Linked DNA regions of Homo sapiens: region 2 is linked to region 1. The links are chromatin loops, found by intact Hi-C in ENCODE. Cell type or tissue: endothelial cell of umbilical vein. All regions are shown on one strand. Links, peaks and the distances in the headings refer to the core of each region. The heading gives the core; the rest is flanking DNA. Region 1 overlaps LOC105372932 (a long non-coding RNA gene). Region 2 overlaps HLX-AS1 (HLX antisense RNA 1).

Evidence for each region. Peaks named below come from ENCODE experiments on the same cell type or tissue, not always from the same donor. Only the 100,000 strongest peaks of a DNase experiment are listed, where the experiment ranks them.
Region 2: it touches region 1 in a loop (10-fold over the local background); 1 of 110 quality-filtered maps calls a loop at or near these places.

Annotation. Positions count from the first base shown.
Region 1 is chr1:221,386,964-221,403,077 of GRCh38, reverse strand. The region is part of intron 3 of LOC105372932 (a long non-coding RNA gene); the gene reads right to left. Among named protein-coding and RNA genes, the nearest start is that of LINC02817, 59 kb to the right of the region's middle. In endothelial cell of umbilical vein, for the core only: no CTCF peak of the experiment used is centred there; DNase peaks (open chromatin) are centred at 8,777 and 10,487; H3K27ac peaks cover 1,696 bases.
Region 2 is chr1:220,833,907-220,850,020 of GRCh38, reverse strand. The region is part of intron 1 of HLX-AS1 (HLX antisense RNA 1); the gene reads left to right. Among named protein-coding and RNA genes, the nearest start is that of LINC01352, 13 kb to the right of the region's middle. In endothelial cell of umbilical vein, for the core only: no CTCF peak of the experiment used is centred there; a DNase peak (open chromatin) is centred at 6,160; H3K27ac peaks cover 883 bases.

The DNA of each region.
Region 1 (16,114 bases), core at 6,230-11,229:
GCATTTGTTATTGCCTGTCTTTTGGATATAAGCCATTTTAACTGGGGTGAGATGATATCTCATTGTAGGTTTTGTTTGCATTTCTCTGATGATCAATGACATTGAGCACATTTTCGTATGTCTGTTTGCCACTTGTGTGTCTTCTTTTGAGAAATCTCTATTCAAATCATCTGTTTATTTTTTGATCGGCTTATTATACTTTTTCTTGTGGAGTTATTTGAGCTCCTTATATAGTCTGATTATTAATCTCTTGTCAGATGGGTAGTTTGCAAATATTTTCTCCCATTCTATGGGTTGTCTCTTCACTTTCTTGATCATATTATTTGCTGTGCAGAAGCTTTTTAAACTTAATGTCATCTTATTTGTCCATTTTTGCTTTGGTTGCTTGTGCTTGTGGGGTATTGGTGAAGAAATCTTTGCCCAGGCCAATGTCCTAGAGATTTTCCTCTGACTGTTTCTTGTAGTAGTTTTATGATTTGATGTCTTAGATTTGTCTTTAATTCATTTTGGTGTGATTTTTTATATGGTGAGAGATAGAGGTCTAGTTTCATTCTTTTGCATATGGATATCCAGTTTTTCCATTACTATTTATTGAAAAGACTGTCTTTTCTCCAGGGTATGTTCTTGGCACCATTGTTGAAAATGAGTTCACTGTAGGTGTGTGGATTTGTTTCTGGGTTCTCTATTCTGTTCCACTGATCTATGTGTCTGTTTCTATGCCAGTACCATGTTGCTTTGGTTACTATAGGTCTGTAGTATAATTTGAAGTCAGGTAATGTGATTCCTCCACTTTTGTTCATTTTGCTTAGTGGTTCCATATATATTTTAGGATTGCTTTTTCTATTTCTGTGTAGAATGTCATTGGTATTTTGATAGAGATTGCATTGAATCTGCAGATTGCTTTGGGTAGTATGGGCATTTTAGCAATATTGATTCTTTCAATCCATGAACATGCAATTTTTTTTTATTTTTGGTGTCCTCTTCAATTTTTTTCATCAGTGTTTTACAGTTTTCATTACTTTCGTTACGTTCATTCCTAGGTATTTAATTTTATGTGTGCCTATTGTAAATGGGATTACTTTTTAATTTCTTTTTCACATTATTCACTATTGGCATATAGAAATGCTACTGATTTTTGTATGTTGATTTTGTATCCTGAATTTTTTATCACTAAACTATACTGAATATTTTATCAGTTCTATAGTTTTCCTGTGGAGTCATTGGGTTTTTCCAAACGTAAAATCATATTACCTGTAAATAAGGATAATTTGACTTTTTCCTTTCCAATTTGGATGCCCTTTATATCTCTCTCTAGTCTGCTCTAGTTAGGACTTCCATTACTAGGTTGAATAACAGTGGTGACAGTGGGCATCCTTGTCATGTTCCAGATCTTAGAGGAAAGGCTTTTGGGTTTTCCCCATTCAATATGATACCAGCTGTGGGTCTAACATATATGGCCTTTATTATGCTGAGGTACACTTCTATCCCCATTTTTTATGGTTTTTATCATGAAGGATACTGAATTTTATCAAATGCTTTTTCAGCATCAATTGAGATGGTCATATGGTGTTTATCTTTCATTATGTTGATATGCTGTATCACATTGACTGATTTGTGTATGTTGAACCATCCTTGCATCCCAGGGATAAACTGCACTTGTTTATGATGAATGATCTTTCTAATGTATTGTTGAATTTGGTTTGCCAGTATTTTTTTGAGAATTCTTGCATTAGTGTTTATCAGGGATACTGGCCTGTAGTTTTTTCTTTCTTTTTCTTTCTTTCTTTCTCTTTCTTTCTTTTTCTTCTTCTTCTTTCTTTTTTTCTTTCATGTGTCTTTATCTGCCTTTGGTATCAGGATAATAAGAGCCTTGTAGAATTAGTTTGGAAGTATTCCTTCCTCCTCTATTTTTCAGAATTGTTTGAGTAGAATTGATATTAATTCTTCTTTAAATGTTTGGTAGAATTCAGGAGTAAAGACATCAGGTCCCAGGCTTTTCTTTAGTGGGAGAATTTTTGTGACAGCTTTCATCTTGTCACTTGTTATTGGTCTGTTTAGGTTTTGGATTTCTTCCCAGTTCAATATTGGTGGGTTGTATGTATCTAGGAATTTGCCCATTTATTCTAGCTTTTCCAATTTATTGGCGTATAGCTGCTCATAGTAACCACTAATAATCTTTTGAATTTGTGCAATATCAGTTTTAATGTTTCCTTTTTTATGTCTGATTTTATTTATTTGGATCTTCTCTCTTTTTCTTTAGTAGTCTTGCTAAAGGCTTGACAATTTTGTTTAACTTTTCAAAAAACCAATGTCTTGTCTCATTGATATTTTGTATTTTTTTAAATTTCAATTATATCTTTTTCTGCTCTCATTCTTATTATTTTTTTCTTCTGCTAATTTGGGGTTTGGTTTGCTCTTGCTTTTCTAGTTCTTTAAGATGCATTTTTAAATTGTTCATTTAAAGTTTTTCATCTTCTTTGACATAGGCATGCATAGCTATAAACTTCCCTCTTACTGCTTTTTTGTATTACATAGATGTTGGTATGGTGTGATTCTATTATCATTTGTTTCAAGAAATTTTTCAGCTTTTTTCTTCATTTATTCATTGACCCACTAGTCATTCACTAGCATGTTGCTTAATTTTCATGTATTTGTATCATTTCCAAAATCCCTCCTATAAATTTCTAGTTTTATTCCACTGTAGTCAGAGAAGATACTTGATATTATTTCAAGTTTTTTGAGTTTTAAGACTTGTTTTGTAATCTAACATATGGTTTATCTTTGAGAATGATCCATGTGATGAGGAAAATAATGTGTATTGTGCAGCTCTTGTATGAAATATTCTGTAAATATCTATTAAATGCATTTGGTCTGAAGTGCAGATTAAGTTTGATGTTTCTTTGCGATTTTCTGTCTAGAAGATCTGTCCAATGCTGAAAGAAGGGTGTTGAAGTCTCCAGCTATTATTGTATTGGGGCCTATCTCTCTCTTTAGCTCTAATAATATTTCCTTTATATATCTGGGTGTTCCAGTGTTGTGTGCATATTTATTTACAAGTGTTATTTCCTCTGGCTGAATTGACCCCTTTATCATTATATAGTGACCTTCTTTGTCTCTTCTCAATGGTTTTGTCTTGAAATATATTTTATCCAATAGAATTATACCAACCCCTGATATTTTTTTGGGGGGTTTCCATTGGCATAGAATATCTTTTCTATTGCTTTATTTTCAGCCTATGTGTCTTTATAGGTGAAGTGTGTTTCTTGCAGGCAACAGATCAATGGGTCTTGTTTTTTTATTTATCCATTTAGCCAGCCTATGCCTTTTGATTGGAGGGTTTAGTCTATTTACATTCAATGTTATTATTGACAAATAAGGACTCACTCCTGCCATTTTGTTATTTGTTTTCTGGCTGCTTTATGGTCTTTTCTTCCTTCTTTCTTTCCTTCCTGTCTTCTTCTAGTGAAGGTGATTTTCTCTGCTGATAGGATTTAGTCTCTTGCTTTCAATTTTTTGTGTATCCATTGTATGTTTTTTTTTTTGAGGTTACCATGAGGCTTGCAAATACTATCTTATAACCCATTATTTCAACCTGATAACAACTTCACACTATTTGCAGGAACAAGCAAAAAGAAAACTAATAAAAACCCTATGCCTTAACTTTGTCTCCCCCCTTCATAACTTTTTCTTGTTTCTATTTATATATTTTTGTACCAACTATGTCTGAAATAGTTGTTGTAGTTCTTATTTTTGATTGGTTTATTGTTTAGTCTTTCTACTTAGGATAAGAGTAGTTTCCACACCACAGGTACAGGGTTATAATATTCTGTGTTTCTCTGTGTACTTAATATTAGCAGTGAGTTTTATACCTTCTGTTGATTATCTATTGCTTATATTTTTTTCTTTCTGATTGAAGTATTCAAGTTGGCATTTCTTATAGGATAGGCCTGGTGTTGACAAAATCTCTCATATTTTATTTATCTGGGAAAGCCTTTATTTCTCCTTCATGTTTGAAGGACATTTTCACCAGACATACTATTCTACAGTAAGAGTTATTTTCCTTCAGCATTTTAAATATGGCGTGTGACTCTCCCCTTGCCTGTAAGGTTTCCACTGAAAATCTGCTGCCAAATGTATTGGAGTTCCATCATATGTTATTTGTTTCTCTTCTCTTGCTGCTTTTAGGATCCTTTCTTTATCTTTGACCTTTGGGAGTTTGATTATTAAATGCTTTGAGATAGGCTTCTTTGAATTAAATCTGCTTGGTGTTCTATAACCTTCTTGGTTATAACCTACTTGGATATTGATATCTTTCTCTAGGTTTGTGAAGTTCTCTGTTATTATCCCTTTGAATACACTTTCTACCCTATCTCTTTCTCTACCTTCTCTTTGAGACCAATAACTCTTAGATTTCCTCTTTTGAGGCTATATTCTAGATCCTGTAGGCATGTTTTATTGTTTCTCTTTTTTTTCTTTTGTCTTTTCTGATTGTGTATTTTCAAACAGCCTGTCTTCAACCTCACTAATTCTTCCTTCTACTTGATTGATTCTGCTAAAGGACTGTGATTCATCCTTCAGTATGCCAACTGCATTTTTCAGTTCCAAAATTTCTGCTTGGTTCTTAATTATTTCAATCTCCTTGTTAAATTTACCTGATATAATTCTGAACTCCTTCTCTGTGTTATCTTGAATTACTTTGAGTTTCCTCGAAGTAGCTATTTTGAATTCTCTGTCTGAAAGGTCATGTATCTCTGTGTCTCCAGGATTGGTCCCTGGTGCCTTATTTAGTTCATTTGGTGAGATCATGTTTTCAGTTGGATGATGTTGATGCTTGTGGAAGTTTGTCAGTGTCTGGGCATTGAGGAATTAGGTATTTATTATAGTCTTCACTGTCTGGGTTTATTTGTAGTCATCCTTCTTGGGAAGGCTTTCCAGATATTTGAAAGGGCTTGAATATTGTGATCTAAGCTGTATCTGCTTTAGGAGGCACCCCAAACTTAGTAACACTATGGTTCTCACAGACTCATAGACGTACTGTCTTGATGGTCTTGGACCGGATCTGGAAGAATTCTCTGGATTGCCAGGCAGATTCCTCTTCCCTTACTTTCTCTCAAACATACAGAATCTATCTGTCTCTGTTCTGAGCCACCTAAAGCTGCAAGTAGAATAACACAAGCATCCCTGTGGCCCCCACCACTATGACTGCACCAGGTCAGACCTGAAGCCAGCACAGCATTAGGTCTCAGCCAAGGTCTGCTGTAACCACTTCCTGCCTGCTGTTCACTCAAGGCCCTGGGGCTCTACAATTCACTCAAGGCCCTGGGGCTCTACAATTGGCAGGTGTCAAAGTCAGCCAGGCCTGTGTCCTTCCCTTCAGGGCAGCAAGGTCCCCCCACTCGCCTCCGAGTGGGTCCAGAAGTACTGTCTGGGCGTCAGAAACTAGAGTCAAAAACCTTAGAAGTTTACCTGGTGTTTTATTTTATTGCAACTGAGCTGGCACCAAACCACAAGACACAGTCCTTCCCACTCTTCCCTTCCCTTCAAAGGCAGAAGAGCCTCACCCCACAGCCACTGCCAGCCCAGGCCACGAGGAGTTCTGCCAGACTACTGTTGATGTTCCCTTAAGACCCAAGGTTTCTTAAATCAGCTTGTCATGAATGCTACCTGGCCTGTGACTCACCCTTCAGGTCAGTGGACTTCCCTCTGGCCCAGGGCAGGACCAGAAATGCCATCTAAGAGTTAAGTCCTGGAATCAGGGACTCCAAGAGCCCATTTGGTGCTCTACTGCTCTGTGGCTATGCTGGTACCTAAGGTGCAAGACAAAGTCCCCTTTACTTTCCCGCCTGCTTTTCTCAAGCCAAAGGAATTTTTCCCCATAGCCACCACAGCTTGGAATGTGCTGAGTCTCACCTAAAGCCAGCAAGTCTCAGAGGCTCACTCAAGGCTCTCGACGTAGTACCTGAGTATCACTTCTTCTTATTCAGGGCCCAAGGGCTCTTCAGTCAGCAGATGATAAATGCTGCCAGGACTGGGTCTTTTCCTTCAAGGCAGCGGGTTTCCTTCTGGCCCAGGGTGTCTCTAGAAATGTCACCTGGGATCTAGGGCCTGGAAAAGAAGCCTCACAACTCTGACCAGTGCTCTATGCTACTGTGGCTGAATTGGTATTCTAGATGCAAAACAAAGTCCTCCCCACTCTTCCCTCTCCTCTCCTCAAGCAGAAGGAGTGGGTCTTTTTTGGAGCCTCCAGCTGTGCCACCTGGGGTTATGGGATGGATGATACCAGCACTCCCTTGGCTGCCCCAGCTGGCCTCTCAGTATGTTGTGTGCCCCCACTCCAGTCCACTGTCTGTAGGCCTGGTTCAGCACTATGAGTCATCTAAGATTGGTGGCCCTTGTGGCCTAGACTGCCTTTCAAGTTTACTTGAAGACACAGAGTGCTGTAGCCCTTGATGGTGAGGTTTGAAGGTACTCAAGTTTGAACTGCTGGGATCAGTGATTCCCTTCATCCTAGGGCTCCTTTAAATGCTCCCTTCGTGGGTGGGCATCCGCTGAGTTTGGTGAATTTGATCAGCTGTTTTTCTTTCTCCTCTAACAGGACAGTATGAGTTTAGTGCCTCACAACTGCTGTGTTCTCCCTCTCCCAGCACCTAGAGAAGCTCTCTGCATCACACCTCTGCTGCCAGGGTGGGGTAGGGGTGGCATCAGCCATTCAGGAGTGTATTTTCTATTTATTCAGCACCTCTTTCAGTGATACGAAGTCATAACCAGGTACTGTGAGTGTTCACCTGATTTTTGGTTTGTATGAAGGTGTTTTTTTCTGTGTAGATAGTTGTTAACTTGGTGTCTTTGGTGGGGATGTGGGGAGGGAAAGCAATCAGTGGAGCTTTGTATTCTACCATCTTACTCCACCTCTCCTATGTATGTTTTCTTTTGTTGCCCATGCTTTTGGTATGAGTGTGGTAAGATATGGTGGTTTTATGGGGAAGAGATGGACAAGGAGGAAGGGATATAGCATGTCAAAACACCAGGCAAATTCAAATTTTACAGTAGTCATTTTCATTTCAATATGTGCCTTAGTTTCTCTCATGGGTCATAGGGAACTGTCCATTGGTTGCCTCCCTACACAGGGGAGATCTTCTGCCTCCCGGGGCCTCTTCAGAGCTCTCTCTCTTCCCTTTCTCTCTGTCTCTCTCTGTCTCTCTGTCTCTCTGTCCCTCTCTCTCTCATTACATTCCAAAACACTTCCTTTCCTAGGCAGACAAGTTTAGCCATTTTTCTTGGAAGCCTTGACTATTGCCCACAGAGCATTCAATCCCCAGGGGCTCAGAAACTTATATTTACAAATGAAGAGAATTCCCTCCCTAAGAGAAATTGTGACGACTATTAAGATAATAAGTTTCCACATCCTTAAAGAGGACAAAATTGGGGCAAGGGAGAAGGCCAGAGAAAGACATCTTTGTTTTGGATATTGCAGCAGGATAGTAACATGCTGGAGGTCCGCAATGGCACAAAGATCACAGGAGAAGCATCCATGCCAGATTTGGAGGGTATTCTAGTCATCTGCATGGAAAAATATCTCTCCACACTTGCCACCAGAAAACAACAGCCATTTATTTGCTTACAATTCAGACAGAGCACAGTGGGGATAGCTCATCTCTACTCCGCAATTTCCAGGCATGAGCTAGGATGGCTGACCAGTAACAGCTGGCTGGGACAATTTAACAGAAGCCATATGGGTAAGTTCTCATTATTCTCTGACTTCTTTGGTTCTCCTCCATGTGGTGCTTCCTTCAGCTAGCTTGTGCTTCCTCACAATATGGTGATTCCAAGGGAGCGGAACTTATATGTCAGCTGATTTTTCAGAGATATAACATGTAACCTGCTAGTCTTCTTTAGGTTTGAGCTCAGGATTCTTAAAACATAATTCTTGTTTCATAGAAAACCACAAGAGGGGAGCAAATAGATTCTACCACTTGAGGGAGCGGGGGTTCTTCATAAAATGGAAGTAACATGGAAAAAGGCTTCAGGTAGACACTTCTGATTATAAAGGAGGAATGTCCCAGAATGGGAATCAGGAAGAAGCTTTCTTTCCAAGTTGCATCCAGTCTTCCACACTTAAATTCTTAAACTTTCATTCCTCAGTAGATACAAGACACATTCAATTCTCTTTTTGAGTCCTGAACCACCAGCAAACATCACCTTACCTGAAAGCATTGTGGCAATTGTTCTTATTCTCTCCAGTATCGTGTTGTCTCTGGTGCTGGGGACATCAGGCATTCCACTGTGGGTTCTGAAAATCTGGGGTGAGCTTTATTCATTTTGGCCTCAGCTCAGATTTTTTGGAAAAGTGTTCCTCAAGATCATGGACAGAACCAAGGGTTCCACTGTGGAAAACCTACACTGGGGATTTTCATTGTTCTCTTTAAATGTCTAAGCTGTTTCTTCAGATCTGTGACAGCTGCCAGCCAGGATGAGGGATGGAGCTCATGAGGTGGGATGTTTTTCCCTGTTTCATTGTGCTTTATTGTACATAACAAAGGATCTAGCCAGCTGCTGTGTGGAAGAGAGTAAGATGCTCAGAAAGCCCTCTTTCTTGGTCTGTTATGCGATTCTGAGAAAGGAAGCTCAGGCAAGATCAATACATCCTCCGTGTGGACGTCAAATGGCTTGTGACATTGGTTCTTCAGGGCTGTTTTTTTAAGGATATTCCAGTCTTATGAGTTTGACATGAATTTGGCTTGATGCCCTGACAGAATGCAATGTAGGCATAATTTGATCTTCCTGTAATTGTCTATTTAACTTGGCAATCCAGACTAATTTTTTCCTGTGAAGTGAGCCCAAGACGTCACTAGGACAGTGGTTGGGTTAATTAATGAGGCATAATAATGTGCATAATAAAAGTTTATGATGCGGGTTCTCTTCCCACTATTTTCCTCTCCTTCACATAGAGAATTTCTGGTCCCACTGGAATCTGTGAGTCACGGTTTGTTAAAGGAGTTTTTTCTTGTAAACAACAGTAAGGAGAAAATAATAACTTGAGAACCATCTGTTTGATTGAGTCCTTGACTTTTTTTTTTGTTACCATTTCCCCCCATTGCATGTTAAAGGAAGTAAATAGGAAAAAAAAATTCTAATTATATTACTGTTTACTGATTATTGGATAACTTTTGTTGTATTTATTTTAAATACCATTCTGATCCACACCCAAAGCCTTAATCATCTTTCTGCTTACTGCTCCTTCCTACTCTCTCTTCTTTTTCTTTTTAATATGGAACTAATTACTTTAAACACTATTCTCAAGCTTGTTCAAATCCTTACCGCTCAGTGGCACCAGGGATAGATGTGGGGATAATAGCTTTCTTTGGTATCAACAGTGACTTGGGGAAAAGAAGTGTTCTTACAAGCGCCAATGGCAACATCAGAGGACACAAGGCATAAAAGATGGCTTTAAGTCTTAGCAGTTTCACCTGGTATGGCTGAGTTTGCAGAAATCATTAAACATTCTTTTCTTATCTGAAACCGTAGATTCAACAACTTCAATTCTATAAGTAGTTAAGCACGAATAATGTATGCAGCAAGGACTGAGCTAGACCTGGACTTGATAATATGCATATTAACTTTGCCTATCATAAGGAATCAAGTGATAAGATCCAGTGAGAGAAAGTAGATGAAAGTTCTCTGTAGACTACAAAGCACTGCCTAAGTCTGAGATATTATTGACACTTTTATCACAGTAAAGCATCTGATAGTTGAATTCACCCACTTACGATTTCAGGGCCAGTTGGTTACCTTATCATCTGGAGTTCAGCAAGGAAATAATAGTGTACCAAGCAAAGCTTGATGTTTGCATTTCTATGCCTAATCCTTTCCCTGAGTGGAGAAATGGTGCCTCTATGTTAGGATCCCCCACGGATGCCATTTTGCTGCTGTCAATGAGCACATGATCTACTTCAGTTGAAAATTCCTTGACTTCACCACTCCAAAATTTTTCTAAAAACTAGTGCCATTCTTGAGCAAAGTCAAATTTTGTTGAAAACAACTTTTGTTAAAAAGAAAGCATAGGCCAGGTGCAGTGGCTCATGCCTGTAATCCCAACATTTTGGAAGGCCGAGGCGGATGGATCACGAGGTCAGGAGATTGAGACCATCCTGGCTAACACAGTGAAACTCCTTCTCTACTAAAAATACAAAAAATTAGCTGGGTGTGGTGGCACGTGCCTGTAGTCCCAGCTACTCAAGAGGCTGAGGCAGGAGAATCTCTTGAACCCAGGAGGTGGAGGTTGCAGTGAGACGAGATTGCACAACTCCACTCCAGCCTGGGCAATGGAGTGAGACTTCATTTCACAAAAAAAAAAAAAACAAAACCCTAAACACTGTGATCAACCTGGCACACTGTCACATTCCTGCTCTTGGCTCTCATTGCTACCAATGTTTGGAAGTTGAAATCTTATTAGAACAAAAGTTTTGGATCAAAATTGTGCATTCCATGTGAGTCATAGGTGATGAAGTCATAATCCAACTTCTAGCTTGCCCAACTTCTTGAAACTAGGCATATCAGGAAACAACAGTATTCATAAAAGGAAAGATTTAACCTGCCCTGCTCCTCACCCTCATCAATTAAGTCACTTTTATACATATGAATAGTAACACTATTAGCTGTTATCCTCTCATAGATCCATTTCCAATTTGGGAGGAGTTATGACAAATGTTTATATTGCTGCTTCCAAATAACCTTAGAAATACTCTCTGCACATAGTATTTGTAAATTATGGTTAATTGAAAAGAATTTATTTTGAGAATTAGTCAAGGAGTTAGAACTATCAAAGAAGAAAAAGTGGATGTCACTAAAAAATATCACCTGGAGAATGAAAAATTAGGGCTTAGTATCACTGTTCTAACTCAAAGTGCAGAGATGCTAATACACCAATAAAGACAGTGCCCATCTTCTAAAAGTTTACCATTTTAGACAACAGCAATCTGCATAAATATATGAAGGAAGTTGCTGGGGCTCCAAAAATAATACCCCAAAATGAAAGCCTCAGAAGCAAAAGTTTTTCTCTGACCTTCTCCTGCCCCCCTAACTCTCAGTCCCATTCTCTCCCAAGGTGAGAATCTGTAGAAACTAGAGAATTCTTTAGAAACTAGAAGCCCTCTTCTCTAAGGCAGGTCATAGAAACCAGAACCTCTTTTCCACAAAGCCAGCCATAAAACCTAAAAATATTGCTCTAACTTTCCCTCTATCTTTCTGCGTAAAAATTGACCATAAAGAAATTACCTGGGCTAACATTTTTGACTGTAGGTCATAAGATCCTCATTCCAGAGAGGCTTCTGCCCTATATCCAGAAGGAAGGAATGCATGCTCAGAGAGGCCAAGCAGAATCTAGACAGGCCTTGCTGGGTTTCCTCAGTCCATCTATTAGCATTACATCATACCCTTTTTTTCCATTCATATTTCTACATAGCTGTCTGCGGAATTTTGTTGAACCTAAGCATAAAAATGGACAATTTCCTCTGTATCTTTGGGTCTTCATCTAAAGGCTCCCATATATACACCTTAATCTGTATGCCTTTACTCTGATTCCTCTGCCTTTTGCAAGTTGACTTTTCAGCGAACCTTCAGAGGACGAAGGCGAACGTTCTTCCTTGGCCCCTACAAATCCAAAACTAATACAACAAGCATAGCTTAAACATTTAGGACAAATTTTGGCAGTGATGTGAGACAGGAAGAAAAAGATAGAAAGAGAGAGAGTTGGAATTGTGAACTGTTTAAGGAAATTACAGTTTGAGGCCCAGAAGGAGTCAAAGGTATATCAACTTCTAATCATTCAAAAAGGCATTTGAGGCATGATTTAATCAGTCTAGCTTTTTTTTCCCCATTGATGTCACAAAATTGGGCAAAACCATCCTGTTGGAGAAAACTTCAGTGTATAATTCAGTAGTCCAAATAAGTACTGAACACAAATTATTCAAAATAGAAGACAGTGAAAGCTAAATGCCATGTAAGTGGCTGCGCTGGATTAATCAAGGAAGGTTTTTAATGGAAGTAGTATTTGATGTGGGCCTGGGAGTCACTTTTCTAGGGCCATTTCCTTTATCTACTCTTTAAAATTTTTCTCTTCCTTGACTTGCTTCTATAACAAAAGTCCTAGCTATGCTTCCAGGAAAGAACTCAGTCCTTGAGATAGAACTGTCCTCTTTGTGACCTTGCTGGGGGTCCTATACAGATGGTTTCTCATGCACACAGCCTGTCCTCACAACACTCTCAGACCCCTCCCTGTCTTCTGCACTGGAGCCACATTCCCTTCTTTTATCTCCTTGGCCCTTTGAAGCCCTGGCCTCTCACATCAGCTCTGGATTCAGCTACATGTCCACTACTGTGGTGAACAACTACCCTTCCTTGTATCTACCCTCATCATACTCTCACCGTTGCACTCCCCTCTGCTAAGAGACCCCCTACCACTAGTATCTTCCTAATGGATCCACATCAGATAGTGTAGACTCAATCAAATCCTTATAGTCAGGGAAGAGTATTGATCCTTATCAGATGCACATGTGATCATTCTGTTATTAAATAATTTTTTCTGGAGCACTCACCATGCACTGGGCTCTGTTTTACTTATTAATAAGAGAAACAAAGCCCCCGCCTTTATGGAGATCATATATGAATAAGGGAAACATAATAAACAAGTAAACTCAAAATAAATCATTTTAAAAATTTATAATTAATTTTTAAAACTGCTAATATATCACATCTAATAACAACTTAATCTAATGAATGTTTTCTATGTGCATTTCTTCAGCACTTTGTGTGAATTATCTCATTTAATCTTTAGAATCCCATAAAATAGGGGCAATTATTATCCCCACTTTATAGGTGAGGAAACTAAAGCTCAGGGATGTAAAGAAACTTTCCCATGGTCCACAACTGCTAAATGTGGAGACCAGGATCTAACAACAGGCAGTCTGACTCTAGAGCCTGTACTTAGAACCCACCAGGTAAAGAAGGATGGTCTGGGAAGGGGTACATTTCAACTGAAACTCAATGAGGTATAACAGGTATAACAATGAGATATAGCTCTTGGTTCTTCTATTGTCAAGTGGTGGTGACTTCCGTGGCAATTGTATCCCCAAGGGAACTCCAAAATTTATAAACACGGAAACCCCTTCCCTCCTGCAAGTTTACTCAAACCTCTTATTCAGGTGGGATTAATGCTAAACTTAGAAACTCTCCAAATCTCAGTAGATCCCTTTTCATCAGAGCACAAGTCAAGACACTAGGCTTAAAGGGAAGCCCCAAGAGCCGCATCAAGGAAAGTTTCCTTTATCCCTTGCCTTCCCAGCAGGGCACAGAGGCAGCTACCACATGGCTTCTCTACCTGCTCTTTCTCTGGAAAGCAGTGAAAACCCAGTGTTTCCTCTGAATTTTATTTTTCCTTATTTACAAAGTTATATATGCTCATTACATCAACTTTGGAAAATGAAGAACAACACAAAGAGAAAAATTTCACTCAATGACAATTACCCCCAAAATCTTTATTCCCCTATTTCCATCCTTTATTTTTTCTATACAGGTTTTATTATGTATTGAGCTCATACTGCACATTTTACTTAACATTACATCACCTTCTAATACACATTTTCCCCATCTTATAGCACTTCTGAAAGCTGAATAATTTTCCATCATGTGGGTATATCACGATTTATGGATAATTCCCCCACCGTTGGACATTTAGATTGTTTTCAATGTCACACAAATAGAAACAATGATGAAACTGATATCTTGATGCATAAAGCTTTTGCTGTATTTAAGATTCATTCCTTGGGATAAATTCCCAAATTTAGAATTATCAGGTCAGAATGTATCAGTGCAGGGGCAGTTCCAAGATGGCCAAATAGGAATAGCTCCAGTCTACATCTTCCAGCATGAGCAACGCAGAAGACAAACGATTTCTGCATTTTCAACTGAGATACCAGGTTCATCTCACTGGGGACTGTCAGACAGTGGGTGCAGGACAGTGGGTGCAGCGCACCAAATGTGAGCCAAAGCAGGGCGAGGCATTGCCTCACCTGGGAAGTGCAAGGGGTCAGGGAATTCTCTTTCCTAGCCAAGGAAAGGGGTAACAGACGGCACCTAGAAAATTGGGTCACTCCCACCCTAATACTGCACTTTTCCAATGGTCTTAGCAAACAGCACACCAGGAGATTATATCCCTTGCATGGCTCAGAGGGTCCTACGCCCACGGAGCCTCACTCATTGCTAGCACAGCAGTCTGAGATCAAACTGCAAGGCAGCAGTGAGGCTGGAGGAGGGGCGCCCATCATTGCTGAGGCTTGAGTAGGTAAACAAAGCGGCTGGGAAGCTCAAACTGGGTGGAGCCCACCGCAGCTCAAGGAGGCCTGCCTGCCTCTGTAGACTCCACCTCTGGGGGCAGGGCACAGCCAAACAAAAGGCAGCAGAATCCTCTGCAGACTTAAATGTCGCTGTCTGACAGCCTTGAAGAGAGTAGTGGTTCCCCCAGCACACAGCTTGAGATCTGAGAATGGACAGACTACCTCCTCAAGTGGGTCCCTGATCCCCGAGTAGCCTAACTGGGAGGCACCCCCCAGTAGGAGCAGACTGACACCTCACATGGCCGGGCACTCCTCTGAGACAAAACTTCCAGAGGAATGATCAGGCAGCAACATTTGCTGTTCACCAGTATTTGCTGTTCTGCAGCCTCCGCTGCTGATACCCAGGCAAACAGGGTCTGGAGTGGACCTCCGGCAAACTCCAACAGACCTGCAGCTGAGGGTTCTGACTGTTAGAAGGAAAACTAACAAACAGAAAGGACATCCACACCAAAAACCCATCTGTACGTCAACATCATCAAAGACCAAAGGTAGATAAAACCACAAAGATGGGGAAAAAACAGAGCAGAAAACTGAAAATTCTAAAAATCAGAGCACCTCTCCTCCTCCAAAGGAACACAGCTCCTCACCAGCAATGGAACAAAGCTGGATGGAGAATGACTTTGACGAGTTGAGAGAAGAAGGCTTCAGACGATCAAACTTCTCCGAGCTAAAGGAGCAGTTTGAACCCATGGCAAAGAAGTTAAAAACCTTGAAAAAAGATCAGATGAATGGCTAACTAGAATAACCAATGCAGAGAAGTCCTTAAAGGACCTGATGGAGCTGAAAACCATGGCACGAGAACTACGCGACGAATGCACAAGCTTCAGTAGCTGATGCAATCAACTGGAAGAAAGGGTATCAGTGATGGAAGATCAAATGAATGAAATGAAGTGAGAAGAGAAGTTTAGAGAAAAAATAAAAAGAAATGAACAAAGCCTCCAAGAAATATGGGAATATGTGAAAAGACCAAATCTACATTTGATTGGTGTACCTGAAAGTGGCAGGGAGAATGGAACCAAGTTGGAAAACACTCTGCAGGATATTATCCAGGAGAACTTCCCCAATCTAGCAAGGCAGGCCAACATTCAAATTCAGGAAATACAGAGAACGCCACAAAGATACACCTCGAGAAGAGAAACTCCAAGACACATAATTGTCAGATTCACCAAAGCTGAAATGAAGGAAAAAATGTTAAGGGCAGCCAGAGAGAAAGGTCAGGTTACCCACAAAGGGAAGCCAATCAGACTAAAAGCTGATCTCTCGGCAGAAAATCTATAAGCCAGAAGAGAGTGGCGACCAATATTCAACATTCTTAAAGAAAAGAATTTTCAAACCAGAATGTCATATCCAGCCAAACTAAGCTTCATAAGTGAAGGAGAAATAAAATCCTTTACACACAAGCAAATGCTGAGAGATTTTGCCACCACCAGACCTGCCCTAAAAGAGCTCCTGAAGGAAGCACTAAACATGGAAAGGAACAACCAGTACCAGCCACTGCAAAAACATGCCAAATTGCAAAGACCATCAAGGCTAGGAAGGAACTGCAACAACTAACAAGCAAAATAACCAGCTAACATCATAATGACAGCATCAAATTCAAACATAACAATATTAACCTTAAATGTAAATGGGCTAAATGCTCCAATTAAAAGACACAGACTGGCAAATTGGACAAAGAGTCAAGACCTATCAGTGTGCTGTATTCAGGAAACCCATCTTACGTG
Region 2 (16,114 bases), core at 3,650-8,649, 550 kb after region 1:
GGTGCATGCCTGTAGTCCTAGCTACTTGGGAAGCTGAGACAGGCGGATCACTTCAGCCAAGGAATTCGAGGCTGCAGTGAGCTATAATCACAACACTGCACTCCAGCCTGGGCAAAAGAGCAAGGATTTGCCTCTATTAAAAAAAATGTTTTTTAAAAAAGCCATGACCTGATGGCTTTACTACCAAACTCAACCAAACATTTAAAGAAAAACTAATACCAAACATTCTATTCAAATTCTTCCAAAAAAAGTTGAAGAGGAGGGAATCCTTCTAAACTCATTATGTGAGGCCAGCATTACCCTGATACTAAAATGATACTAAAATCAGACAAGGACACAAAAAGAAAGAAAACTGTAGACTAATATTACTGATAAAAATAGATGCAAAAATTCTTAACAAAAACCACCAAACTGAATTCAGCAACTCATCAAAAAGAACATTCACTGTGATCAAGTGGGAGTCATCCCAGTGATAGAAGAACGGTTCCACACATGCAAATCAATAAATATGATACATCACATTAACAGAACCAAGGACTAAAACCATATAGTCATTTCAATAGATGCTGAAAAAGTAATAAAATTCAGCATACTTTCATGAGGAAAAAACCCACAAACTGGGTATAGAAGGAACATATTTCAAAGTAATTAAGGTCACATTGACAAATCCACAGCTAACTGATCATACTGAACAGGGAAAAATTGAAAGCCGTTCCTCTAAGATCTGCAACAAGTCAAGGATGCCAACTTCAAGTCAAGGATGCCAACTTTCACCACTTTTATTCAACGTAGTACTGGAAATCCTGGCCAGAGCGATCAGGCAAAAAAGAAATATAAATCATATTTAAATTGAGAGAAAGAAGTCACATTAGCCTTGTTCACAGTTGACATGATCTTATACTTAGAAAATCCTAAAGACTCCACCAAAAAAGGATTAGAACTAATAAACAAATTCAGTAAAGTTGCAGGATACAAAATCAACATACAAAAATCAGTAGCACTTATATACCCCAGAAGTCAAGAAAGTAATTCCATTTACAATAGCTACAAAGAATATAAAATACTTAAGACTCAATCTAATCAAAGAAGTAAAGATCTCTACAAGAAAAACTATAAAATACTGAAGAAATAAATGGAAAAGGAAATGCAAAAATGGAAAGACATTCCAGTTTATGGGTTGGAAGAATTAGTATTGTTAAAATGACTATTCTACTCAAAGCAATTTACCGATTCAATGCAATCCCTATCAAAATACCAATGACGTTTTTCACAAAAATAGAAAAAAGAATCCTAAAATTTATATGGACCCACAGAAGACCCCCAATACCCAAAGCAATCCTGAGTGAAAAAAAGAAAGCTGGAAGCATCACACTACCTGATTTCAAAATATGCTACAAAGCTATAGTAAGTAAATCATCATGGTATTGGCATAAAAACAGATATGTAGACCAATGGAACACAATAAAGAACCTAGATATAAATTCATGCATTTATGGCCAACTCATTTTCAACAAAGTTGCCCAGAACATGCAATGAGGCAAGGACAATTTCTTCAATATATGGTTCTGGGAAAACTGAATAACCATATGTAGAAGAAAAAAACTAGAGCCCTATCTCTCCTCATATACAAAACTCAAACAAAATGCATTAAAGATTTAAATCTAAGACTTGAAACTATAAAACTACTCAAAGAAAATATTGGGGAAATGCCCAATGGCATTGGCCTGGGCAAAGATTACTTGTGTAAGACCTCAAAAGCACAGGCAACTAAAACAAAAATCAACAAATAGGATTATCAAGCTAAAAGGCTTCTGCACAGCAAAGGAAATAATCAACAAAGTGAAGACATAACCCATAGAATGGGAGAAAATATTTGCAAACTATCCATCTGACAAGGGATTGAATAGCCAGAATATATAAAGACCTCAAACAACACAGTAGCAAAAAAACAAATAATCCAATTTTTAAATGGGTAAAAGACCTAAACACAAATATCTCAAAAGAAAACATACAAATGGCTAACAGGTATATGAAAAAATGCTTAACATCACTAATTATCAGAGAAATGCAAACCAAAACCACAATATGATATCATCTCACCCCAGTTAAAATGGCTTTTATCAAAAATACGAGGAATAATGAATGCTAGCAAGGATATGGAGAAATGGGAATTTCGTACACTGTGTTTGGGAATGTAAATTAGTACAGCCAGTATAACAATTGTATTGAGTTTCCTCAAAAAACTAAAAATAGAACTACCATATGATACAGCAATTCCACTACTGGGTATATATCTAAAAGAAATGAAATCAGTATATTGAAGAGATGTTTGCACTCTTATGTCTATTGCAGCATTATTCACAATAACCAAAATATGGAATCAACATAAGTGCCCATCAGTGAATGAATGGATAAAAAAATGTGGTATATATAAACAGTGGAATGCTATTCAGCCATAAAAAGATGAAATTCTGTCATTTGCAGCAACATGGATGGAAGGTCATTATGTGAAGTGAAGTGAAGTAAGTCAAGCACAGAAAGACAAATATCACATGTTCTCATTCATATGTGGGAGCAAAAACAGTGAATTTCATGAAGATAGAGAGTAAATTGGTGATTAGCAGATGCTGGGAAAGGTAGTGAGTAGGAGCAGATGAAGAGAGGTTGATTAATGAGTATAAATATGCAGTTTGACATAGGAAATAAGACCTAGTGTTTGATAGGTGAGTAGTACGACTACAGTTTACAGTACCCCATTATATATTTCAAATAGCTAGAAGAGAATAATCTGAATGTTATTAGCATAAAGAAAAGACAAATATTTGAGGTGATGGATACCCTAATTACAATGATTTGGTCTTTACAAATTATATTAAGGTATTACATTACCACATGTACATCCATATGTATATCCATTATGTATCCATAAAAAATAAAATATTTTTTAAAAGAAGGTGGAAGACCTAGATTCCTTTTCATTTAAGTAAGGAAAAATAAACAGTTGGGAATGTTTCACCTGATAAGAGAAGTGAAAACTATGCACATGTGTAATGGCCCATCCTTCTTCACCGTATATTTGAAAATGTGTCCTGTATGAAAAAGAGTACCGTGATTCAGGTTTTAAGATTGGGGGAGTAGAGACAAGGAGTAAGGTAACCATTAACGGAGCGAATGAGAGAAAGACAATATGAAAGCAGGTTTTAGTCCAGTAAATTTAAAAAAAAATTTTTTAACACTAAAATGAACTTCTTCTGTGATTTTCCTGTCACAAAAAGATATTTAATGGTAATAATAGCAGCTAAATAGTAATTATTCTGGTACAAGCACTGCATCAAATCCTTTACTTGTGTTGTAATTTAATCCTAGCAATATTTTATGCAAAACACACCAGAAATCATCTTTACTGATACTTATTTATTTTTATTTTTGGAGATGGAGTCTCATTCTGTTGCCCGGGCTGGAATGCAGTGGTATAATCTCAGCTCACTGAAGCCTCCATCTCCCAGGTTCCAGCGATTCTCCTGCCTCAGCCTCCTGAGTAGCTGGGATTACAGGCATGCACCACCACATACAGCTAATTTTTGTATTTTTAGTGGAAGTGGTGTTTCACCATGTTGGCCAGGCTGGTCTCGATCTTCTGACCTCGTGATCTGCCCACCTTGGCCTCCCAAAGTGCTGGGATTACAGGCATGAGCCACCACACCTGGCCAATACTTTATTTAAATAAATATTTGACAACATCTATCCAGTTTAATGTATTCTACAAAAGAAATCCCAAGGACACACAATATTTTCCTTTTAAAATGGTTTAATATATGTGCACATAATATTTTCTATTTTTTCTTTTTTAACTTTATTAATTTTGTTTTTGCTATTATTCTTAAGTTGAATGCTTTCATTATTTTTCAATCTTTTATTTTCTAAGAAAAATGCATTTTAAAACTGCAAAATTTCTTCTGAGTATTGCTTTGATTATGTCCCATTTATTTTGATAAGAGTTCTCATAATTTATTTCTAAATAGTTTTGCTTTGCTTTTATACCCAAGAACATAGAGGGATATTTTATACTTCCAAGTGGACAGATTTATATGTGTGTGTTTATGTGGCTAGCACTTTCATTAATTTCCATTTTTATTGCTTTGCACTAGGAGAATGCAACTTGCATGACCCTGTTTACTTTGGAATTTGTTGATATTTTCTCTGTGGCTCAACATATGAACTGATTTTGTAAATTTCTGTATGTTTTTTAAAATGTGTTGTCTTTTTGAATACCAACTTTTACATATATCTATGAGATATGTGTATGTTATTCAAATGCTATTACTATATAATACCTTCTTTTTGTGTAGTCTTATTTTTTATGCATCATTAGGTTCTCCTTATATTTCTATCAGTTTTGTATATTTCGAAGTTGTTAGATTCATGAAGTTAAGTGACTTCTTAGTTAACTGTCCTTTTTTTTTTTTTTTGAGATGGAGTTTCACTCGTGTTGCCCAGGCTGTAGTTCAGTGGTGCCATCTCAGCTCACTGCAACCTCCGCCTCCCAAGTTCAAGTGATTCTCCTGCCATGGCCTCCTGAGTAGCTGGGATTACAGGTGCCCACCATGCCTGGCTAATTTTTGTTTTTTTAGTAGAGACAGGGTTTCACCATGTTGGCCAGGCTAGTCTTGAACTCCTGACCTCGTGATCCTCCTGCCTCAGCCTCCCAAAGTGCTGGAACTACAGGCGTGAGCCAGCACATCCAGCCATGAAGTATACTTTTAATCAATATAAATATGTCTCATTTTTCCTTTTATGCATTTGGCCTTAAATTCCATTTTATTTTATATTGATACTCTAAAATTAGCTTATTTAAACTTAATTTTAAATTTTTGAATAGTGTTATATTCACAGAGTTCAACCTTGAAAATGTACAAAAGCATATCTAAAGAAGTAGGCTCTTCACTCTGGTATCCCCCAGACACAGAATTTCCCTCCCAAGACACAGTGTTATCTGTATGTTGAATATATATCTGGATTGGGGTTTGGGCAGGGAAAGCAGGCATGTGCTTGAGCCACCATCTTGATTCAGACTGTGAATATTATTCCAGTGGTGTGAATATAGCTAGAATACGTTCTCTTGCATCAGCCTAGAGTTGCAAATTCACATGTTGGGCCCAAGGAGAATGTCCCATGGTCTATCTTAGGCCCTGTAGTCTAGGGAAGCCATTCTGTATTCCAGAACCCACGCCATTTTCTAGCTTGTTGGTGGGGAAGGGAAGTAGGAAGGTGGTAGTGGGTGCAGAATCAGGGAGGTGTTGACATGGATTTGGGCCTTGAAATTACCCATTTTGGAGAAATTTATTTCTTGAAATACCCACTCATGAGAGACTCTCTGATGTTTCAAGACTATTAGGCTCAATGAATAATCAACCAATCAACACTTTTGACTGATACTTATTGTCTTGATGTGGATAATCGTTATAGACACAAGCCAGTTCCTACTCTTCAGAAGCTTAAAATTTAGAGGAGGTTAAAAATATTCAGAAAACAAGTAATAACATGAGGAAACTTAAAACCAAATGTATGCCTCAGGATGATCCTGTTGGTCTTAGAATAGTGGTAAATTCACAGAACTCCTATATACATATGTGAGATATATATATATATACACATATACATACATATATCTCCTTAAATGGAGCATTATTTCCTGCTGGCTTTTCTTCGCACAGAGCATTTGAAACACAGCCCCATGATGTTAATGGGAATCACACCCAAAGTTTGATTTATATTAGCAGACCATGGACAGTTGTACCACAGATGAAGAATTAACTCCTCTCTTTCATTTATCATTTTCTTATTTTTTCCCCATTCTTGATCTTATTCAGTCTTCTTTTTATCTCTCTCCCCATCCCTTTTCTTTCTTTCTTCACTATCCTTCTCCCACTACTTCTGATGAAGTATTCTCAACAAGCATTCTGAACAATCCCTCCTCTGTGGGCCTCCCTCCTGAGAAATTAGGTGGCTGTGTCAATGCCTCTGATGCCTATTTTTACACTCGTGTTTGTCCGGAGTCTGACGTGGTTTATCACAGTCTCTCCAAAGGCCTATTGTTCAGCACTTCAAGAAGAATGTTGTTATATTGACTGTTAGTGCGTCAGCCCGGCTCTCTCTGGAGGAGCTCTTGGATGAAATTAGATAATTTCCATTAGGAGACCGTGCATTATTAGTCCCCAGTGCCAAACTGGAGAATGAGCCAAGATGACTATTTCTGGCCAGGTTCACCTCAGGAAGGAACCTTCTTGGCTTTAATGGGATTTTGCTATTGTTGGTTGCCTTCTGTTTGACACCAGGCCAGCCCAGGGTTGAAAATTGTTTAGAAAGCTGCATGAAATATAATAGAGCCCCAGCCATTTGCTGAGGCACATTCCTGCACAATGTTTATTTTGAAGAAGGGAAAAAAATATATTGTCCTTGGCAGACAACAATTAAAAAAAAAAAAAAGAAAGAAAGAAAGCAGTAACTTGAATCTCTGACCATATGCTTCTTGTTGCCAGTTGTGTTTAAAAACTCCCTGCTGGTATCAGAGAATTTCACGCTAAAGTGATAAATCTTTTGTAATATTTATAAGCATCTTCATTACAGACCCAGCAAGATATGTGAAGTCATCAGGACTTTCAAGTTTGAGGCGGTCTTAAATGGGTGGATGATGAGGAGGGGAGGACTGAAAGAATATTCCAGGCTCACAGTGGTCCCAGTCTGGGCCCCAGATGTCAGTCCACAAAAATCCCTCTGCCCTTCTCTCTGGTAAAAAACCTTTCTCATCCAATTCTAGGAGCTGAGCCTTTGTGAGCTGGTTGTGTTCTGAGCAGAGTTAATCAATAAAGCGGTGGAAGATGGTAGAAATAAAACTCCTATTCAGTCTTAACGACATTCTAAGGATCAGATTTTGATCAGAGTTGTGGTGGGAGTTTTGGGGCTTTTTGATTCAATAAAAATGGCTCATCATCAGAGTTGACTACAGGGCAAAAGTTGTCTCTATTTTGGCACTGCTATGGCAAGAAATGTCTAGGAATATTGAAATATTGGACACTTTTGAATGAAACTGAAAACTGCTTTCCCTAAATTGCTTTCTTACAAATGTGCTTAGTGTTGCAGGCTTAGCCTTCTTTTATTCTCCAGTCCCTTTGGGGCTAAGTGTGCAAGCAAGAAAATGGTAAACACAACAAGACAAAACAAAACCTAATGTGGGGTCTCAATAGACAATCCTTGAAAAAGCAATTAAATTGTATTTATAAGAATTCCTTTGTTGAATTAAAATGGTGTTTCCCAAGACTGTTTAAAGATATAATCTTCAAGTCAAGAAGCCAATTCCATCAATTGACATTTAGATGTCTTCTGACTTGTTTCCTCTCAGTTATTAGGCTTTAGCCTTGGCCTTTTCCTCTTTAGCTCTTTCAATAAATAATATGCACAACTAAGTCTTGACTGTTAACAACAATGGGGGAGAGGGGAAGCAGAGATAATTAAAAGATAATCACCAAAGCTAACCACCAAATCAACTTTTGACATAAATGTCATCCTTTTCCCATGAAATCTTTCATCAGAAATGCTGACCCATGGCCAAACCTCACTGATGGTGGTGTGTGACCCCTGCACAAAAGCAAATGGAGACAGGCAATTCCAAAATGCATGTGGCTCATATATAGACTCTTCTCTGGCTCTGCCTAGATAACGAGGTCCTGTTTTAGCCAGAAGGAGATCAAAGCATCCACGGTGCTAGGAATGAGTTTCACATGGCAGGCAGAATTCTAAGACGATTCTCAAATTCTTGCCCCATGGCAGGTGGAATTCTAAGACGATCCTCAAATTCTTGCTCCATGGTGTACTTGCTGTACATAATTCCCTCCCTATGAGTGTGGGCAAGTCCTGTGAATAGGGTGGGATATCATTCCTGTGATTTGTCTACATTATATTGCAAAAAATGAAGAGATTTTGCAGATGTAATTGAGGTCCCAAATCATTTGATTTTGAGTGAACCAAAAATGAGGTTATTTTGCAAGGGTTTGACTTAATCAAATGAAAGTCCTTAAAGGAGGCATGTGTCCTTCCTCAGGAACGAGGCACTGCCTTAGTCCCTTGGAGCTGCTATGGCAAATTACCACAGACAGAGTGATTTGTAAACAATAGAAACTTATTTCTCACAGTTCTGGAGGCTGGAAGACCAAAATCAGAGTGCCAGCATGTTTAGGTTCTGGTGAGGGCTCTTTTCCTGTTTTGTAGACAGCTGCCTTCTCAAATGACAGAAAGAGAGCCAAAGAGCTCTCTGGAGTTCCTTATATAGAGGCACTAATCCCATTAATGAGGGCTCCATCCTCATGGCCTAATAATCTCTCAAAGGCCCCATCTCCTAATATGATCACATTGTGGGTTAGGATTTCAACATACAGATTTGGGGGAGAACACAAACATTCAGTCCATAACAGATGCTCTCCTGCAGGCTTTTAAAAAGCAAACAGCCATGCTGTCAACTGCCTCTGGAGGGAGGCAGCATCTAGGACTTGAGGACCTTAGTCCTACCATTGGGAGGAACTGAATTCTGCCAATAGCCTACATGAGCTTGGAAGTGGAGCCCAAGCTCCAGATGAAAATGCAACTGGCCAATACTTTGTGCCTTGTGAGACTCTGAGCAGAGGACCTAGTTAAGCCATGGCCAGATGCTTGAATGCTGAAACCATGAGATAGTAATGTATGTTTTACACCACTAAACTTGCTGTAATTTTTTACACTGCAATAGATAACTAATACAACTACCCTGGGGACAACATGACCAGTTCTGAAGGGCTGAAAGCTCTACCTGAGTCTGTTGATGCTGCAGGGCTCCAGATGGCAGTTTATCCATGGGCTTGAACCTACAGGGGGCTGGAGGCTTTTAAGAGACCGTGCCTGAGATCTGTCAATTGCCTTCAGCTGGACGTGGCTAGCTGCCTGGGGTTCCTGAGGTCTTGAGGAAGCATTGACTATTTTCTACTTGAAGCAGCCTTGTGGAGAGTGGAAATGACACAGCATGAGGCCACACCAGTCTGGGCAGGAAAGTGCCTTTTGATATTTATTAACCATGTAACTTGATCAAGTCATTTAAACTCTTTGAATCTCAGATGTGTCAAAGGGAGATAATATAATTTTTAGAGTTATTTATAGAAGTAAATAAATAATATATATTAAACACCTAACCCAGAGACTGGAATATAACATGTGCTAAATCCATGCATTTTCTTTAAACTTAGCTTAAGCGCTGTCAGACAGCCTTAGTTCAATTCTGCCTCTGCTGCTTGCTAGTATGTTACTTAACTGCTCTCTGCTTCCGTATGATCATGAAGAAAATTAAAATCGCATTCGTACTTATTGTATACAGTTGTAAGCATTAAATAAAATAATTCAGGTAAAGCACTTATCATCTGCATGGCACATAGTAATGTTAATACGTGTAGTTATTATCCCTTCACTCCCAATGCCCAAACTGGAATTCTTCACTTCCTCTTCCATAGTCTCATGAACTAATTGAATTTCTAAGATAGCACTTCTCATATTCTCAGATACCTGTATTGTAAGAAGTTGCATGCATTTCTTTCTCTCCCACTCTACCTTTCACTTTATGAGGCAGGAGCCATAATTGATTTATTTCTGCAATCCACCCAGAGCCTTGTCTATCACCTTCCATGTAGCAGATGATCAAAAGCATTAACTTGACTGAACTTTGAATTAAATTGAACAGTGTTAATGGCAGATAAGTACTACTTATGCATCCTAAGAAATGCCAGTGACCTCGTAGAATCTTTTGGTCTTTTCTTCTTGGTAGGTCAAGTTGGACCGGATCAATCTGTCCCTAGCTTTGGTCGAAATATCCCTACATAAAGACTTGTTCATATCATTCATCAATCGACCAACTGAGCATTTATTTTCTGGGAGATGTACATCTATAGCATCTAGTAGATGCTTTGGTGGTACAAACCAAGAGGCAGAAGCCAGATTCCTCTTCTCAGAAACCTCCATGATAATGCAGGGAACACTCTCCTAGTCCAGAACTCCTTTTGCTGTAATGTTGCCCCTGCCCCAGCTCTGCTCATACCTTCTCCTCTGAACTCAGGAGAGACTCCCCAAAACAGCTGCTCGCCATCCTCAGCCACATGAACCTCACATAATTAAGACCCATTACTGAATCACCCTCAGCCCTTGCCTCACTTAGGCTTTGCCTGGAAAACAAGGATATTGATGATGACCTGCCTGGTAGGGCGACTGTGAGAAATAACTCATTAAAATGGCTGCACAGTGCAATGAAAAGGCCAGAGAATAAGATCAAGCAGCTCTCCCTGGCACTCCATTCATTTTCAAGGGAAAACAATTCCGGATCAGAGCTATAAAAAGAATGCCAAAGATAAAGCGAGCCTCTCTCCCCACCTCGGGTTATTTGTTTTCAATGAAGACCCAGGCACTTGCCTGCCTCCTTTTCAGCCTTTATCACAGCACATTTCTCATCTGTTCTTTTATTCATGCTGGGTCATTTTCATTGTCTCCTGATCAGAAATGTTTGATAAGAATCTAGCTGAGTGGCATTAGGAAAATCCGCTGCTCAACAAAGGAACCTGCCATTGTTACCCACGCACTTCAAAGCTCTTGCAATATCTTATTTTTATTTTATTTTTCAAAAGTACAAACAATGTGGTTTGCGTCCTAGACCATCTGTGGGAAAATATATTTCTCCTTAGTTGGATCCTGAACTGCCAATGACTAAAGGTATAGTAATTCATGTTAAGGTTTGTAAAAATGCTTAACAAATTTTTTTTCTTCTAAAATACAATAGCAATGATTAGATACTTGGGTAGAAACCCAAGAGTCAAGATGTCACAACTAGATTGCTCCTGAGTTAATTTAGCATATCTTTATTTATTAATTCCATATAACTGAGAGTGTAACAAATGCAAAGTATTATGATAGGCCTGAGGGGAGCAGAAAGAGCCTATGCTTTTCATAGGAAGGGCCCGACATGTCTACCAAGTATTACGGAAAAGAACAGTAACAAGGGACCAATGAATGGTATAGACAGGCTTCACGATTATGAGGATTACTCTTAACAGTGCATAGGGCTAGTTTAACAGATCAAGTTAGTCAAAACAAAATTGATAATACATTACAGAGAACAGGAATTAAAGGAAATTCTCCAAATAGCAAGGAGGCATAAATTGAAGGGAAATGGTAAAGTGGCTTCCTATGATTCATTCATAGAAGCAGAATTAATTGGGCAAACTCAGCAAAAGGTAGTTATTCTGAACTTTCCTCATCGCAAATACCATCCTTGGCCTTCTCCGGTGACATACTAACACTCACTGGGGTTAGTTTCCTGGACTGTAAGATGTTCCTAGTTCCTATCTCGTTCAAACTATTTTCCCAGCATCTAGCAAGGTGCCTGGTGCACAGGCAAGTATGTGTTTTATGAATGAATCAACTAAAAACCTGAGTCTAAATGGCATCTTGAAAGGGACTCCACATTTTGTTTCCTTTCTTCCACCACCTCCTATTTTTGGGACACCAGTGGCAAATATTTAACTTAATCATATTTTTCTGTCCATGTCATATCATCATCATCATCCCTTGCAAGGCTCCTTTCTTATGTTATTTTACTTTATTATTTTCTCCTTTTATTCTTCCAGCCTGACTTTCATTCATTTCTCTCCCATAAGCACCCACTCCTGGGTATCTACTTTATGTTCTTAGTTAGGTCCATACCTGTAAATATGATGATATTATTGCATATATGTGATTAATGTACACAAATCGTATTTATCTGTGGATCTCGTTATATTCATTACTTTTTCATGCAAAAATATATTTTTGAGATTTAGTCATGTTGTCCTTTCAAGATTGATTGATAAATAAGATAGATGACAGATAAATAATTTAAAAATTCTGACTCTGCATTGTATTCCATTATTTGTGTCTGACATAACTATTCGTTCCTTGGGAAGAGATTTATGGTTGCCTTTAACTCCTCACTATTTCGATTGCCTCTACTAAACAATCCTTTCCCCATGGATTTTGTTGGTAACTTATAATTTTGATACAATTTCAAATTTAAAGAAAAATTGAAAGAATAGTGCAGGAAATGCCCATATACTCTTTACCTAGATTTATTAATCATTTCATATTTTGCCCCATTTGCTTCCTTACTTCCTATTTCTATCTATTTATATGTAGGCATTTTTAATCATTTGAGAGTAAGCTGGAGATATCAGCCCCTTTATCCCTAAATATTTCAATGTTTATTTCCTTAAAAACACAAACATTCTTTTATATGTCACAGTTCCATTATCAAAATCTGGATATTTAACACTGACATAATACAATATGATTATGTAATCTACATTGCATATTCAAATGGTAACATTTGTCCCAGTACTGGGCACAGAGCTATTCTGCTCTCCCAAACCAGTATCCAGTCCAGGATCATGCACTGTGCTGTGTTGGCTTATCTCTTTAACCTCCTTTAATTTGGAACAGTTTCTCAGCCTTTTTTCTTAACCTTGACTTTTCTGAAGAGGACATATCAGTTATTTTGTAGAATATTCCTCAATTTGGGTTTGTCTAAAGCTTCTTGATGTAAGGTGAAAACTGCCATATTTCTCCACTGTAAGGGTAGTATTTTCACCTTCGTAACTAATAAGTAATATTTTGCAAGATCCTTTGAGACAATGTAAATGTTCTTTTCTTCCCTAAATTTTCACTTTTCAGTTTTAGCACCCATTGATAATTTTCTAACTCCAACATTCCTTCTGCTGTAAGGAAGAGCTTGTTCTTTACCCGTATTTATTTATTTATTCATTGACTGACAATATCAATATGGATCAATGGATTTTCATTTTGTCAAATGAGTTTAATTTATTACTATTCAATTATAAAATTATAATAGATTTGGCCTGTGACAGCCACTTCAGGCTAGCTCCAATATGGTTTTAACATATCCTCGTTACTGGACAAGCACTTCCTGACTTTCCAGCACAAACAAGATGTTCTAGGCTCATTGTTGACTTCTGCCCCAGCCCTGGAATCAGCCTTTTCTCCAAAGAACGCTGATTTCTTTTAATGGAAGGTGGTATTTAGAAACCAGGATCTGGGCATTAGATAGAACCATTGCCGCCGATGTGGCATGGCTTTTAGGTCTTTTCAGGTGACAATGGCTAGGAAATATATATAATATATCATGTATTTTATTATACTGATGTTCAGACTGATACCCCTAATCTCAATTCAACAACACAGAGTACATTCTACTCATCCTTCTTGCTGTGTTTGTAACTCCAACAATGGGAAATCTGGCTCCCATTATCCTCAATATTTTTACTCTTTTGCTAACCATTACTACTTCAACAAGCAAACTTCATAATAAGTTTAATGTTTGCTTACAGTTCTTCTTCATATACAATCTTCAGAAGTGAAATGCACAGATTTTAACTGCAGTTTGATGAGTAGTGGTAAATGAAATCACCCATCTAACCACACAGCTATCAAGATATAAAGCATTTCCATGATCCCAGAAAGTTCTTTTGTCAACCACCTTCCCACCAGCAGCCATTTCTTATATTTTATTTTTTTCACCATAGATTTTTGTCTGTTTTCCTGTTCTTGGCCTCATATAAATGGGATCATAAAGTATCTACTCCCTTTTGTTTTGCCTCTTGCTCAGCATGTCTGAGACATTGATCCATGCTGTTGTGTGTTCTAACAGTTCTTTCCTTTGTATTGTTCAGTAGTATACCATTGTATGACTATACCACATTGATCTATCTATTCTTCTATTCATAGACATTGGTTTCCAGTTATTGTCTATTATGAATAAAGTTGCTATAAACATTCTTGTAAAGTCTTTTTGTGGACATATGTTTCACTTCATTAATCTTCCAAAATAACCAATTTTTGATTTTGTTAGTTGTCTCTATTATTTTTCTATTTTGTATGTGATTGATTTCTTCTCTTATCCCTAGCATTTCTTTCTTTATATTTACTGTGGGTTTAATTGCTCTTCTTCTTCTAGTTTCATAAAGTAGAAACTTGGGTTTTATATGGCCTCCCAACGGGCTGGGATTACAGGCATGAGCCACCGCACCCGAATGACTGAATATTTTTTAGCATTCCATTTTATCGCCTCTACTGGCTACTTAGCTTTACCTCTTCGCATTTTTTGTTTAGCAGTTGTTCTAGGGATTGTATATGCATCCTTAACTTATTACTTAGAGCTAATATTGCCTGAAATATAAGAGCATATTGCAACAGTATAATTCCATTTGTCCACTCCCAGCCTTTGTGCTATTGTTACATACATATTATATCTCAATACATTATAAACCCCAAAGAGAGTACTCTAATTTTTGCTTTAAACACTCATATATTTTAAAGAAATGGAAGGAAGAAAAAATACTTTCATCCCACTGAACTCTCTATTTCAACTATTATATTTTTTCTACCCTGTATTTCCATTTGGCTCCTATTCATAATTTATATCTGCTTCTTGTTTCCAACATCCTTTATTAGAATTTTGAAAATACTTATTACATTTATTTATATTCCTGTTCTTCCCAGACCCTTAACTCTGCTTCCTCTGGTATATGTTGTTCAGTTTTTGGCCTTTCTTTACTGATGTTTGTGTTCCTCAGAATTCTCTTTTTTTTTTTTTTTCTTCTGAAATCCTATCAGCTACCATTACTGTTCGTATATACCTTGGAGGAGAGTCAAATGCCTAGATTGTATAGACTCCAAGTGAGTTGGGAAAGGGGCACGCTTCTAAGCACTTCAGGATGATGTTGCATTCTGCTATAATTCCTAGGTATGTAGTAATGCCCAGAACCTCCACTCAGGCACTGCTCTTTTCAGAGGCTGTCTTTCTCTGTGGTAATCTCTAAGCCCAAAGCATCAGCAGGACATTGCTATCATATTGCATATTGCTCTTATATTTCATGCAATATTAGCTCTAAGTGATAAGTTAAGGATGCATATGCAATCCCTAGAACAATTGCTAAAAAAAAAATGGAAAGAGGTAAGTAACCAGTAGAGGAGGTAAAATGGAATGTTAAAAAGGTTTTGGTAAGGGAATCCTCAGAGTGGCCTGTCCAGCAAATCTCTATTGACTATCCTGGTCAGGATCTAGGATCTTATTCTGTTGCCTTTGAGAGGCATAACTATTTTCCTGTCCTATAGGGTCAATGTGGTGGGCAGTGATCCATCCAGATAAATATGAAGGAAAGAAAGAAACCAACTGGCAAGCACTTTCCAGGCATAACTCCAGTATGTTAGTCAAGGTTCTCCAGAGAAACAAAACCAACAGGAGACTAATTGGCTCACAGGATTATGGGGGCTGGCCAAGAAGTCTCAAGGTCAGTAGTCAGCAACTTGAAGACCCAGGAGAGCCGAAGTGTCATTCCAATCTGAGTCCAAACACCTAAGAAACAGGAGAGCTGATGGCGTAAATTCCAGTCCAAAAGGTGGCAGGCTCAAAGCCCAGGAAGAGCTGATGTTTTAGTTCAAATCCAAAGGTAGAAAAAGACCGATGTTCCTGCTCAAATAGTCCGGCAGAAGAATTTTCCTCTTTCTCAGTCTTCAGTTCTAGCCAAGCCTTCAACTGATTAGATGAGGCCCACCCATATTAGGAAAGGCAATCTGCATTACTCAGTCTACCAATTCAAATGCCAACCTTATCCAGAAACAACCTCACAGACAAACCCAGGATAATGTTTGATCAAATGTCAGGGCATCCTTGGTCCAGTCAAGCTGACATAAAATTACTCATCACACCCAAAGTGTCTGTGACATTTTGCCCTCCCCCAGTCTCACCCTTACCATGTCTCCCACCCTCACCATGAAAATCTCTACAGCTTTTCTCTTCATTTTCAGGATCTGGCAACTTCCTCTCACTTCAAGATTGGGCTTTGGGAGGAAGCCAATATCCTGTGCTAGCTCACCACCTTTTTTGAAACTGGAAGCTTTCAAAGCATTTAATTTCTACCTGACATAGGAAACTCCTAATTGTAAGATTACTCTAAGACATTTCTTTAAAAGGTACAGAAGACTCATTAGCAGTTTTCCA